2 separate regions of the Homo sapiens genome follow, and region 2 is linked to region 1. The links are chromatin loops, found by intact Hi-C in ENCODE. Cell type or tissue: endothelial cell of umbilical vein. All regions are shown on one strand.

The links. A loop is a pair of places that touch in the nucleus more often than their neighbours do. Peaks named below come from ENCODE experiments on the same cell type or tissue, not always from the same donor. Only the 100,000 strongest peaks of a DNase experiment are listed, where the experiment ranks them.
Region 2: it touches region 1 in a loop (5-fold over the local background); 3 of 110 quality-filtered maps call a loop at or near these places.

The regions. Positions count from the first base shown.
Region 1 is chr10:91,911,764-91,914,263 of GRCh38, reverse strand. No RefSeq gene overlaps it. Among named protein-coding and RNA genes, the nearest start is that of FGFBP3, 3.5 kb to the right of the region's middle. In endothelial cell of umbilical vein, a CTCF peak has its summit at 1,246; a DNase peak (open chromatin) is centred at 1,263.
Region 2 is chr10:91,550,924-91,553,423 of GRCh38, reverse strand. The region is part of intron 1 of HECTD2-AS1 (HECTD2 antisense RNA 1); the gene reads left to right. It overlaps LOC105378433 (a long non-coding RNA gene), which reads right to left and starts at 93. Exons shown (of 3, transcript XR_007062244.1): 1 at 46-93. In endothelial cell of umbilical vein, CTCF peaks have their summits at 500 (motif pointing left) and 1,384 (motif pointing right); a DNase peak (open chromatin) is centred at 1,403; H3K27me3 peaks cover 146 bases.

The sequences.
Region 1 (2,500 bases):
TCCCCTGGATATGGACCTTGGCAATGAGTTTTGGACATCACACCAAAAGCTCAAGCCACAAAAGCGACAATAAATAAATGGTACTACATGAAACTAAAAAGCTTCTGCACAGCCAAGGAAACAATCAACAAATAAGTGGCAGCTACAGATTGGGAAAAAATATCTGTGAACCATATATCAAATAAGGGGTTACTGTCCAAAATTTATAAAGCACTCATACAACTCAATGGTAGAAAAACAAATAACCTGATTTAAAAATGGGCAAAAAGACCTGAATACACATTTTTCCAAAGAAAACATGAAAATCACCAACAGGTATATGAAAGGGTGCTCAACACCATTAATCATCAGGGAATTGTAAATCAAAACCACTATGAGATACTACCTCACACCCGTTAGGATGGCTATTACCAAAAAGTCAAAAGATAAATGTTGGCAAGGATGTGGGGAAAAGGTTGTACACTCTTGGTGAGAATGTAGATTGGTACAGCCATTATGGAAAACAGTATGGAGATTTGTAAAGAAATTAAAAATCAACTACTATGTGACCCAGCAATTCCTCTTCTGGGCATATATCCAAAGAAAATGAAATGATCACCTCATAAAGATATCTGCACTTTCATGTTAATTGCAGCATTATTTACAATAGCCAAGGTATGGAAACAACCTAAATGGGTAAACAAAATGTGGTATATACATACAATGGAATATTATTCAGACTTAAAAATGAAATAAATTCAGATACATGCTATAACACAGATAAACCTTGAAGACATTGTGTTAAGTGAAATAAGCCAATCACAAAGGACAAATACTGTAGGATTACACTTACCATAAGATATCTAGAGTGGTCAAATTCACAGAGACAGAAAGTAGAATGATGGTTGCCAGGGGCTGGGGGAAGGGAGGAATGGGTACAGAGTTTCAGTTTTGGAGGACGAAAGAAAGTTCTGGAGATGGATAGCTATAATGGTTGCAGAACAGTGTGAATCTTTTTAATGTCACTGAAGAGTACACCTAAAAATAGTTAAAACAACAAATTTTATGTTATGCATATTATGCCACAGTTTTTTAAAAAATAACTCCCCTTTTCTGATATTGCATAATATGTCTATGTGCCCTTACTTTTTACTCTGGGAACAGTGTTTGTGACAGCGAAGCATGGTCTCTGGAGTATCTCTTAATTACAGCTTTCAGATAATAAATTTTTTTATTGCAATTAGAGCATTATGCCACAAGATGTCATTCTTTCATTAAAAATGGTACCAATTCGGTTCAGTAGTTGTTAACAAAAAGTAATGCCAAGGCAACAGACAAAAGCCTGGGATTACTCATCCATGCTTCACATATACAAAGACAGTTTTCTGGGAAAGAAAGGGCTTCCAAGTGTGAAATGTATTAATTAGCTACTCTTATTTTTGAAACTTGTTAATGTTTCTAATCTTCATAGGTACAAATTGGTTTTCATTATAAGTTGAATTGGTGTAATTTTTTTTTTTATTTTTATGTTTTTTGTTTTTTTGAGAAAGAGTCTTGCTCTGTTGCCCAGGCTGGAGTGCAGTGGTGTGACCTCGGCTCACTGCAATCTCTGCCTCCCGGATTCAAGTGATTCTCCTGCCTCAGCCTCCCGAGTAGCTGGGATTACAGGCGTGCACTACCATGCCCAGCTACTTTTTGTATTTTTAGTAGAGATGGGGTTTTGCCATGTTGGCCAGGCTGGTCTCGAACTCCTGACCTCAGGTGATCCACCCGCCTTGGCTTCCCAAAGTGCTGGGATTACAGATGTGAGCCACCATGCCCAGCCTGAATTGGTATAATTAAAACATAACTAATAGTAAAATACAAAGACAAAACATAAAGATCACTGATCACTGAAAGATGTAAGTGGTTTTATCACTAAATGATGTGTGAACCTGGACAAGTTATCTAGTTTCTCTGATTTTACCAGAGTGTTAAAAACTTCCTTTCTGAAGTCAATATACATTGCTATATATTTAATATATACTACTATATATTTAAACATATTCTTCTAATTCTAAAGTATTTTGGTTTTTATAGTAGTAACCAAACTATAATTGTTCAAATATAATACTAACAGGAGTTCAGTAATAGAAAATGCTATATGCAAGAGGACATTAGGAAATATAATAAGAATTCCTGATATCTTGAGGAAGTATTTAAGTAAAATATTTACTTGTGTAAAAAAATTACAGTCAGAGGTATAAACTTCTGCAATTAAAAAAAATCACATTTATTAATGAGAACATTTTTAAAAGATGATGGAATATTCTGAAGTTTTAAAACAGCTTTGCTAAGGGTCATTTCTGTGTGTCACTTTATTTCTTTTTATATAGCTATAGTATATTTAAACAATAATGCTGTCTTTTATAAGGGTTTGTCTATTTACCTATTCTTTACTCAGACATTGATGTAGACCTTGTCAGATTATTCTGAGTATTGTTAACAGTGCCTTTTTGATGGAATTCACACTTTTTGGCTG
Region 2 (2,500 bases), 360 kb after region 1:
TTCTACTAAAAATACAAAAACTTAGCCGGGCGTGGTGGCACGCACCTGTAGTCCTAGCTACTTGGGAGGCTGAGGCAGGAGAATCGCTTGAACCCTGGAGGCAGAGGTTGCAGTGAGCCGAGATCATGCCATCGCACTCCAGCCCAGGTGATAGTTTGAGACTCCATCTGAAAAACAAACAAAGAAATCTCAGCCTGTGCTGGTCAGTTGCATTCTACAGGCAGAACCAGTTTCCTCCCCCCACCCCATTATTCCTGAGATCTAGATTTTGCAGGCACCAGGATTTATTAATTTACTTGACCATGGCTCAGCCAACTGGTTAAGGCTGGTTTCTATGCTGATCTGGGCTTTCAAATTCCCATCTACAGCTGCAGGAGTCCATTGAGACCAACTAGGGGGTTAGAATGACTTTTTCCTAATGTCAGGTGCGTTCCTGCGTGTGTGGATGTGTGTGCACACACCCATGCACACACATGTAAGAAGACAGCTCTGCCCCCTTGAGGAGACACAGCAGGGCTGACAGAGGGTTGTGTGCCCTGTACCTGGCCGCAGGCCTGAGCATACCCGCTCGCTTTGCGATAGAAGTGGATTATGCTAGCAGGCTCATGTTCTTCCTGCCCTAAATTTCGCTTCATCCCCTCTCTCCACAAGCTGGTTAGCAGCAGCTTGGGAGTTTGAAGAGCAAGAGGAGCTCCCTATGTGATCTGAACCCTTCTTTTTGGACAGGTTCCTGGGGATGCAGCTGGAGCCGGGCTGGTGGAAGCAGCAGGCCGAAGTGTTTTAGAATCTTCCTGAACCCAGCAAAGGGATGGGTCTGTCCTCCAAGCATTGGGGCAGGGGTTGGGGGGTGGGCAGTGGGAAGAAACTGTGGCTGCTTTTCCTGCAGAAGCCAGAAAGTTCGAATAGGAGAAGGAGGGGTAGAAGGAGAGAGGGAAAGAGAAAGAGAAAGGGGTGGGTCAGGGGGTGTGGAAGGAGAAGGAAGAATGGGGAGGAGAAACAGACACTCCTTCATGGAGATTTCCAAAAGGCCTGGGAGGGACCTTGCCAAGCCACTTCCTAACCATCTTGGGGTGTCAGCGTGAGGCTTAATGGGAACAAGGAGCATCTGTATGTGTCCTCAGCCTGCACAAGGGGAAATTCTGGTCTCCTAGGAAGAAAGCCCTGGAGCCAAGCCTCTTGGCCTCTGTGTCCACTCTCTGCATTTACTCTTCGAGCTCCGCTGTTCCTACCTTCATTTATGTTTCCGCAGTCTGTCCATCTTCGTTCTCGCTGACTCTCCTCTCCCGCCTCCAGTTGAAACTCAGGCTTCTGTTTCAGGGTTGGGGGTTCCTAGAGATTCTCCTTGTCTCTAGCTCCCCCTGCCCACCTCAGCGGGACCAAGGCCACACTACTGCCCAAGAGCCTGCATCAACTGCCAGTAGATGGCAGTCCTCATCAAATTCAAACTCCTCGCTCTGCCCTTCATCTGTTGTCAAGATCTTCTCTCCCTGGTCTTGTCCTATTCTCTGACCAGGCTTCCCTCTCCTTCCCCATGGAAGCCCCCAGCCAGTCTCCCTGGTGAGCCCTGAACATTCAGAGTTCATCTCTGCCTCTGTGCCTTGCTTTGCTGCCCAGGTCAGTTCCCACTCCCCAGCATTAGTCTAAAGCCAACTCATCTTCAAGTCCTGTCCCCAGGAAATGTCCCTGGTCACTTCAGCCTGACTACATCATTCCTTAATTCCCACTGCATGTACAGTTCAAAGCACCCACAGTTTTGCTTCTCACTGTTTTCGGTCTAGCTATATGTAGTCTCTATAAGGGCATGAACCATGCCTTTCACTTTCTTCGATCTCTGTCTCAGCCCCAGAACCCAGAAATATGATTATTGATTGATTAAAAATGGGCAAATTATAGCCAAAGAGATTCAGGGTAGGGAAAGTGCTTGAACAGGCCAGATATTCCTCCAAGGTCTTCTTGAGCAAAATGGCATTCTCTGGGGCTATTTTCCATGTTTGGCCATGCTGTGTTTTGCTAATACTATGGCAAACACTTGGGTGTTCAGTTGCATGGAGACGTTTGCATTTTCCCTTTCCACAGGCAGGCAGATGATTATTCAGGATGGGAAAACATCAGCATGGAAACAGATTTGTGGCTCAGCTCTCCTGCTCATTTTCTAATGTAAGAACAAATCAGTTGAGGCTGGGCACCATGGCTCATACCTGTAATCCCAGCACTTTGGGAGGCAAAGGCGGGTGGATCACTAAGCTCAGGAGTTTGAGACCAGCCTGGGCAACATGGTGAAACCCCGTCTCTACTAAAAGTACAAAAATTAACTGGGTGTGATGGTGTGTGCCTGTAGTCCCAGCTACTTGAGAGGCTGTGGTGGGAGGATGGGAGAATCACTTGAACCTGGTAGGCGGAGGTTGGAGTGCACCGAGATTGCACCACTGCGCTCCAGCCTGGGTGACAACAGAGTGAGACTTTGTCTCAAAATGAAACAAACAAAAAAAAGAACCAATCA